Linked DNA regions of Homo sapiens: region 2 is linked to region 1. A link is a contact called in ENCODE Hi-C or POLR2A ChIA-PET data. All regions are on one chromosome and are shown on one strand. Each heading gives the region's core, a stretch centred on a gene start or an enhancer-like site at or near the end of the contact. The rest is flanking DNA. Distances are from core to core; before and after follow the strand shown.

Region 1 (4,330 bases), core at 1,029-3,528:
AGAATTTGTGGAGGCAGAGTATTACAGATTTTAAGTGGGAATTATTCTCCCAGTGATGCCACCTCACTTTGTCTCCAAATCTCCCAAGAACAACAGATGTCCAAAAAGGCCAGACAGAAGCCAGGATAATTTAAACATCAGCTTTATTCCTGTTTACAGGCTTGAGAAAACTTAACATCAGCTGTCATGCCCTCTGTCAGTATGTATTCATGTACCAAAAATCATTCATGGGTACCTACTCAGAGCAGCCTCTCCTTTGACTTCCCTGTTTTGCTCAGCATTTTCACCACTCTTAGAAGTTCTGACCTTTCTTATTGTGGTCTTTATCACACTAATGTGTAGATTTTGTTTTTATTGTTACCCTTTTCATGTTATTGCCAGTTGGTGAAAACCTTTGTCTTGAAGGGAATATGGGAATTGATCATAGTAGTTTTTCACCATCTTTAAACCTTGCACCTAGAAGTTAATCAGCTTCAAAAACTGGATATTTACCTTAAAAAGAACAAAAAAGCCAACCAAACCAAAAAGAAAAAACAATTGGGAGTTCCCTGTACACGTATATACACATCCCTCACTAGACAATGAGCTTGTTTAGGGCAGGGTCAGTACATTATTCATAGTTTTTCTCAGCTTCTCCCACAATGCCTGGTAATATAATAGGTTAAGATATTTGTTGTCTGAATAATATGTTATTACAGTAACTCTTCACTTATCTGTACTTTTCATGTCACTTGCCTCTTTGAATCATATCTCAGAGTTAGGAAGAAAGCAATTCCACTTCTGGGACTTATCCGAAGAGAAATGAAAATATGTCTACCCAAAGACATGTTCATAGCAGAATTTGTTATTCATGATAGCCCCGAATTGGAAACAATTCAAATGCCTATTAACTGACGAATGAATAAACAAAATGTAGTGTGTACATTTAACAGAATACTACTCACCAATTAAAAGGAACAAACTACGATAAACGCTATAACATGAATAAGTGAAGCTAGATGTAAAAAGCTGCATATTGTCTGATTCTCTTTTATAGGAAATGTCTAGAAAAGGCAAGCTTATTGATAAAGAGAGCAAATCAGTAGTTGCCTAGGGCTTGGGAGTAACAGCAGGATTAACTGTAAATGGGCACAAGGGTTTGGGGTGATGGAAATGTTCTAAAGCTGGATAGAGTGAATAGTTTCACAACTCTAATTTACTAAAATTATTTTTCACTTATGGGTAAATTTCATGGTAAGTAAACTGTACCTTAATAAAGCTGTAAAAAACCAAATGATTTTGAACAACTAGAAATGTATTCTAGAATAAATGAAGTTTATTCAGAGAAAAGCATTTTGGTTCTCCTATGACCAAACTTGTTGAGTCCGGTTAGGCAAAATTGTAACAAGTATATTTTCTAACACACTGTACGTTAAAAGGAACTCTCATCAGGAGCAAATGATAATTGATAGAGAAATAAAAACTCTTAAGTATAGCAGGCAAGGACCATTTAATGTCAGATTATCTTGTACAAGTCAGTAGCATCTGAGGCCATCTTGACATAAATAAATCTGTATAATTATCAATTACAATGATGACATCTAATCAGTAAGAAAAGCTTGATTTATGCCTGGTCTACTGGTTTTGAAAGTAAGTTAATCACATATTAGAAAGGTTTTAAAAAATTATTAAAATTGAATGTAAAGGAACTAACCTATTTATATTTCTATTTGTAATGGAAAATAGTGCCATTAAGTGAGGTAAATTGTGTTATCATTAATGCAATGTGATACCCTTTATACAAAAATGTTACACTTGACCAACCCCACTATACCACGGTATATAATTAGTGATTTTTGTAGTACTGATGATAAAATTAATTTCAAAGTTTGCTTTAATTTGACCATCTATAGCCAGAATCTTAAATTTCCAAAAGTTTTAGCTGAGGCACATTAATGTGCTCAGGTGGTGAAATAGAAATTATTTTAATCTATATTGCTGAACTTGATATTAATTGTGTCAGTTACCTATTGCTGCATAACAGGTCACCTCTAAATTTCATGGCTTAAAACGACAGCAGCTTGTTTCTTATGATTCTGTGGGTTGACTGGGTAGTTTCTCTGCTGGTCTCACTGGTTTTAGGTTACCGCAGTGCATTCCACTGGTGCATTCTGGGGGATGGGCCCAGCTGGAACAGCAGGGATGCTGAAGTGCCCTTTCTCTATGTGATACGATATCTCAGGCTTCCTCACATACAGCACGTCAGGGCAGTGTTCCAAAAGAGCAAAATCAGAAGTTACAAGACCTTGCCCTGGACTTAGAAGTGACTCGTTGTTTCTGCTGCTTTCTGTTGGTCAAAGCAAGTCACAAGGCCAGCCAAGATGGGAAGGGTGGGGAAAATAGACAACAGTGCTTAATGGAGGCAGTAGAGTTCTATTGCAAGGAGGCATGGACACAAATTTTAAGTTTTTTTCTTTGCCTTTCAGTTCTTTAATAGAAAACTCTTTGTGCATTCCAGAATTAATTTAAACAGAAGACTAGCAGTGTGAACTTAGAGAAACATAACCTTAATTATAAAGTGAAACAGTTGAATTAGATTTTTTAGAAGTTTAAGTCTGTGTAATTGATTATAATATAATTAAATACAAATGTTTTCTTTAGCTTGTCCCTACGCTACTTTTATGTCATTGTATAGCAACTTGAATGTTGAAGTGTATTGAAGAAGTGTTTCAAGTTTTGGAATCTCATAGACCCGGATTGGCATCTTACCCTTTTCTGGTCTGTTTCTGTATCTGGAAAATGAGGACTAAAATGTATTTTGATTGAGAAGATGAAAACCATCTGGAGATGGATGGTGCTGATGGTTGCACAGCAGTGCAAATGTGCTTAAAGTCACTGAACGGCACACTTTGAAAAGGTTAACATGGCAAATTTTATGCGTATTTTACCACAATAAAAAAAGTAATGTACCTTGAAAAAGTATTAAGAGGATTCAATTTAGTATACATCTTAAACACTCAGTAATTCAGTAATGCATATTTTACTAGGCTAGTGTTAGGATAACCAACCTTGCTTGCTTGCCTGCTTGCTTGCTTGCTTCCTTCCTTCCTTCCTTCCTTCCTTCCTTCCTTCCTTCCTTCCTTCCTTCCTTCCCTTCCCTCTTTCCTGTCTCCCCCTCCCCCTCCCTCTTTCCTCCTCCCCTCCCTTCCCCTCCCCTTGTTGCCCAGGCTGGAGTACAATGGCACAATCTTGGCTCACTGCAGCCTCCACCTCCCAGGTTCAAGTGATTCTCTTACCTCAGCCTCCAGAGTAGCTGGGACCACAGGTGGCTAACCTGCCATGCCGGCTAATTTTTGTATTTTTAGTAGAGATGGAGTTTCACCATGTTGTCCAGGCTGGTCTTGAACTCCTGACCTCAGGTGATCCGCCCACCTCGGCCTCCCAAAGTGCTGGGATTGCAGGCGTGATCCTCCGCACCTGGCCTGGATACATTTTCCTAAAATATATTTACTACAGTTTCCTCAGAAAAATGCATTTTTGAAATATTTACTGCCAGTATAATCACTTTGTATATGAAAAAAGAAATACACTACAAAAGATTTTAAGTAGGAGTCTAAGGTTCTTTTAAAACATGACTATTCTTTGTGTTAATTAGAATTTTTAGGTAATCTTAAGAGATTTGCTTATATTTGATATGCATATGTCAGTCTCTATGGTTGCCACTCATTTCTTTTATGCTTTCCTTTGCTGGAAGGACATAATGTGAAGTATTTTACCCAACTTTGGGGATTTTATTCAAGGGATTAAATCAATTTAGAAACTCATTTGAGACATGAATTTATACCTACTGTCAAATTCATTTATGGCTAGCAATGAAATTTTAAAATTGGTAGTATCTACTCTCCCTCACTGAAGAGAAGTGAGGTGAGGGAGTAAGCTGTGCTCAGAAATGTTGAAGAGCACCCCAGACATGAGAAAGAACAAATGCAAAGGCTCTGCGATGGGAACATACTTGGTGAATGCAAACACAGCAGGAAGACCAATATGATAACTATACTGAGTGAGGGTGGAGGAGCATGAAAGAAGATGAGGTCTTAGAGATAGACAAGGGCTTTGATTTAGACTTTATTCTGAGGCACTGGTAATTATTTTTTTATTCTAATTGTGAGGTGAAACTGTTGGAATTAAAAAATGATTTTTGTATTGAAATAATGTTAGAGTTATAAAAACTTTGCAAAAATAGTATAGAGAATTCACCTGTATTCTTCACGTGCTGTTAAACATCTTGCATAACATCAGTGGAATCAGTTTTTTTAGGGTAGTGTGTTGCTTTAAAATGTTCACTGTGGCT
Region 2 (4,346 bases), core at 190-2,689, 68 kb before region 1:
AGCAGGATTGAAAACTTGGTCTATGTGAGGCAGCCTAGTATAACAATGGACAGCAGGAGTCCATCAGACTTGGGCTTGATGCATACGTCTGTTATTTACCAGGTGTGTTACCTTGTGTAAATTACTTCACCAATTTTAAATCCTGGTTTCTATTTGTAAAACAAAGCTGATAATCCCTACTTCACAGGATTCCTCAAAGGAGTAAGACACTAGGTGAACAGCACCTGGGCTATTTCTCAGTCTTCTCTCTATTCAAGAATGCCTTAGCTGCATAGTGATAAGTCATTTAGTCTTTCCAAGTCTTAATTTCTCTATTCATAAATAGAAATAATTCAGACGTACTTGAAAACATTCTTGACTATTTTTTTAAGAACACCATACCATATTCTTGCCAAATTAACAAGTTTGCACTTTTATAACCTTGCTTCATTTGCTATTTGTGAACTATGCTTGTATAGGGGCTCAGTATTTCCATAATACGAAATAAATCATAAGATCTTAAGATCTCCTTCTCTTAAACACTCCAAAAACAGACACCATGAACAGACGTGGCCACAGGAGGCATGTATTCCGCACGGTCTGTAAGAGCTGCGCAGGCCAGCAAGCACAGGACTATTTCGAGTATTAACTTTTCTATAACTTTAACCATTGTCACTTGTAGTTCTGCCTGATACAAACATTCTTTTTTCATTCCTTTTTTTTCAAGCTGTATTTTTTATAAGCCAAGAAAACACAACATCAATGTGTTATTCTCCAGAGAAGTTAGAGAAACGGGAAGAAAGCTTTTCTAAAATTCAAATATGCAGTGCCAAGTGCTACGAGAATAGCATCTATGCTTCTTATGGGTACACTGTGAGGCAGAAACGGCTCTAGCTGGCTAATGGAAGTTCCATATCCAAAAAAGGAAACAGTTCAGCTTTTCGGCAGGATAGCTGATAATACAGACTATTACGCATAAAGGGGGAAAATGAGAACGTAATCTGGCTAAAAGGACTCAATGATCTAGTGGCAAGTCGATATACTCACCTAGGAGCAACCATGGCTTAATAACGCCAACTTGCAGGTCCGAGCTAAGGTCCTGCACATAACCACAACCACCCCCACTGCTCGGCTCTACTTCTTCCACAACATGAATTCTGGCATCTTTCCATGTTTCTATAATTTTCTTTCCAGTTAGCGTTGTCACCCTGGTGCATTGCTTCCTGAGATTATTCCGGGAGAATGCTTTAATTTCCTGGTTAAGGGAGTACATTACATGAGCAGTGGCTGGGAACAAATACAAACAAATCCAGCAGGCATAGAAAACGGCTGAACTGCTAGTCCCTTATTGCCCAGGTAACAAAGCCAGCCTCAGAGGTGCTCGCCCATCCAGGTAACCGCAGCAGCCACAGACCAAGAGACTGAGTCGTCCAGCTCCGTTTATCCCAGCGATGCAATGTAAGGCGAAATTTGATTGGTCATTGAGACACAAGTGCCGATTGGATGCTGTTTCTTCTTCCTGTCAGCCAGAAACCTGCATTTTCCCGAAAGGCTCGAGGGATCCACTGGGGAAGATTTCTTATTGTTGCTGTTTAAATTTAGCTTTCTAATACACGCAGAATGGTAAAATATAAGACTTCGTTGGAGAGAGGAATGATATGTCCTGGTTCTTTAAAGGCAGTGATTTTCTGATATATTCTGTTAGTGTCACTTACGGCAGTGACCATGGACGATCCGGGCTGACCTGTGTATCGCTCCCGCTTGAAAGAGACCGGCGGAGTCACCTTGCAAATCACCCTATGTCCCAAAGCCTTTCCTGCCTGTCTGCTTTTAGGCTAGTCCAGGAGGGCTAGAGCAGACGTTAAAAGTTATTTCTCGCTTCCTGTATCCTTCACACCTTCTGCTTTTGCTGTTAATGCAAGAGGAACGTTTACTAGATAAAGTTGTTGTGCGTATTTGTGAGGCAACAATTTAAATAAACTGGGAAAAAAGATATATTTTTTAAAATTTATGCTCATATATGTAGATTGACAAGAGCTTAAAATTTATTTATTTTCTGACTTTCAGCCTACATTTTCATTTCATACAGTAAATATACATCCTAAATAAGAATTGCAGCAAGTCCATCCATACGAAGAATTAAGAAAATCAATTGTGTAAGCATCCAAATTTGTAAAACAGATAAATAAATTATAGAACGATGATTCTGATTACCAAAAAAAAGTTTTGCAAAAGAAATCACAAGATTCCTTTAAAGAGAAATTTTTCAAACCCCTATTAAAGTAAATGTAATTTTAAATGAATTTCAACACAATGTATAAACACATATATAAAATGAAGAAGTTGCACTTATGAAAACTTTTCTTCCAATACCACATATTAAAATTTGTGTTGTTGTTGAAACTTTCTGACATAAAAAAATTCAACTGTTATGGATTGACTATTTCTGTCCCTTCAAAATGCATATGTTAAAGCTTTAAACCTCAAGGTGATGGTATTTAAATGGGACTTTTGGGATGTAATTTAGGATTAGACTAAGACCCTAGGGTAGGGTCCTCATGATGGGTTTAGTGGCTTCAGGAGAACTGAAAGAAATCTGCCTGCTCCCCTATATGGACCAAGGAAAGACAGTATGAGGACATAAGGAGAAGCTGGCTGTCTGCAAGCCAGGAAGAGAGCTTTCAGCAGGAACTGAATAGGCCAGCACCTTGATCTTGGACTTCTCAGCCTCCAGAACTGTAAGAAAATATATTTCGGTTGTTTAAGCAACAAAGTTTATGGCATTTTGTTAGAGCAGCCTGAGCAAACTGAGATATAAACCAAACTTCTCCCTCTTGAAAAAGGAATAGGCCCAGTACAGTGGCGCATGCCTGTAATTCCAGCACTTTGGGAGGCCAAAATGGGTGGATTGCTTGAGCCCAGGAGTTCGAGACCAGCCTGGGCAACATGATGAAACCCCAACTCCACTAAAAAATACAAAAAATTAGCCAGGTTTGGTGGCACGTGCCTGTAGTCTCAGCTACCTGGGAGGCTGAGGTGGGAGGATCACCTGAGCTAAGGAGGTTGAGGCTGCAGTGAGCCATGATCATGCCACTGTACTCCAGCCTGGGCAACAGAGTAAGACCTTGTCTCAAAAAAAAAAAAAAAAAAAAAAAAGAAAAGAAAAGAAAAAGAAAGAGAGAGAAAAATATATATATATATAAGCTCAGGCTATCTACAGGATGTCCTAAAATGAAAAACTGAAGAGATTATTTGCATCATTTAAACAACAATCACAGGCTCATCAAAAAACAACTCTAACCATAAATCAATCCATATATTTATCATAATAATGATCAAAAAAATAAGTACTATTAAGCATTCACTGCATGCTAGGCACTGCGCTTATAAACAATTTTAGATTCTTAGTATTATCCCTTAGCTGCTTAACAATGCTTTACACACATTATCATATTTGACCTCACCCCTATTTGTGATTAGAATCACAAATAAAACCTATGTTTGTTTCAGTCCAGTGCCTTATCTTTTATTTACTGTAGAATACGGCCCTGCTTCCAAAATAATTACAGTTAACGAATATTTACTGAGCATCAGCTATGTGCCTGGCACTGTTATAGTCATTGGAAATACAGCAGTGAATAAAAACAAAGTCCCTTCTTTCATGGATCTTATATCCAAGTGGAGAGAGCAAGAAACAAATATACATATAACCATGTTCGGTCATAATTTAAATGCTAAAAAAAGAAAAATCAAGCAAAATAAGGGAACAGAGTGAGAGGGCAGCGTGTTATTTGTTTTAGGGTGGTAAGAGAAAGCACTTCTGATACAGTGAAAATTGAACAGAGACTTGAATAAAGTGCAGAAGCCAGCCCTGTAGATATATGGGGGAATAGCTTAATAGCCAAGTGTCTAAATCTTCTGACAGATTTGGACTGTCTATGCCAAGTGCTGAAACAGGAGTGCACTAGTAGGAGATGGAGAGGTTCAAGAAACACCTGGGTAGCTAACTTGGCTTTAAGGGAGTGAATTAGGGGAAAGAGTTGGAGGAGATGTGGACAGAGAGAAATGATAATAACTTTGGCTTGTATTCTGAGTGATAGGAAGCCACAGGAGGGAACTAGGGAAAGGAGTCATATGATGGATCCTGTGTTGTGCTACCCAGATCCTTCTTCAATGAATACCTATTGTCTCCACTACCGGGTGTACTATTGGCTGACTGGTAACAATCCCTTCAGGGACTGCTGCAGCTGCAGAGGGCTGCTTTGCCGAGGTTGTGTCCCTTATGGAATAGACCACATCCATGGCTGATTGATGAGGGAGCATAAAGATCTGTATGTTAGCCCAATTTGAAACAACTCTGAGGAATC

Evidence for each region. A loop is a pair of places that touch in the nucleus more often than their neighbours do. ChIA-PET counts read pairs that join two places held with the same protein, here RNA polymerase II (POLR2A). Pooled maps may share reads with other maps.
Region 2: a loop to region 1 is called in a pooled map, with 2.0 times the contacts of the local background. The contact joins the promoter of DUSP19 here to the enhancer-like site in region 1. A Hi-C loop is called at or near these places in 1 of 50 pooled maps. POLR2A ChIA-PET finds 5 or more read pairs at or near these places in 4 of 52 experiments (AG04450, IMR-90, MCF 10A and 1 more).

Annotation. Positions count from the first base shown.
Region 1 is chr2:183,008,224-183,012,553 of GRCh38, reverse strand. The region is part of intron 2 of NCKAP1 (NCK associated protein 1); the gene reads left to right. Among named protein-coding and RNA genes, the nearest start is that of NCKAP1, 28 kb to the left of the region's middle. Within about 2 kb of position 2,278, at least 3 of the 41 ENCODE cell types and tissues checked have a DNase peak (open chromatin) inside an H3K27ac peak, as active enhancers do; they include IMR-90, where a contact is called at or near this core.
Region 2 is chr2:183,075,840-183,080,185 of GRCh38, reverse strand. DUSP19 (dual specificity phosphatase 19) reads right to left here and starts at 1,439. Exons shown (of 4, transcript NM_080876.4): 1 at 1,027-1,439. The coding sequence starts at 1,252.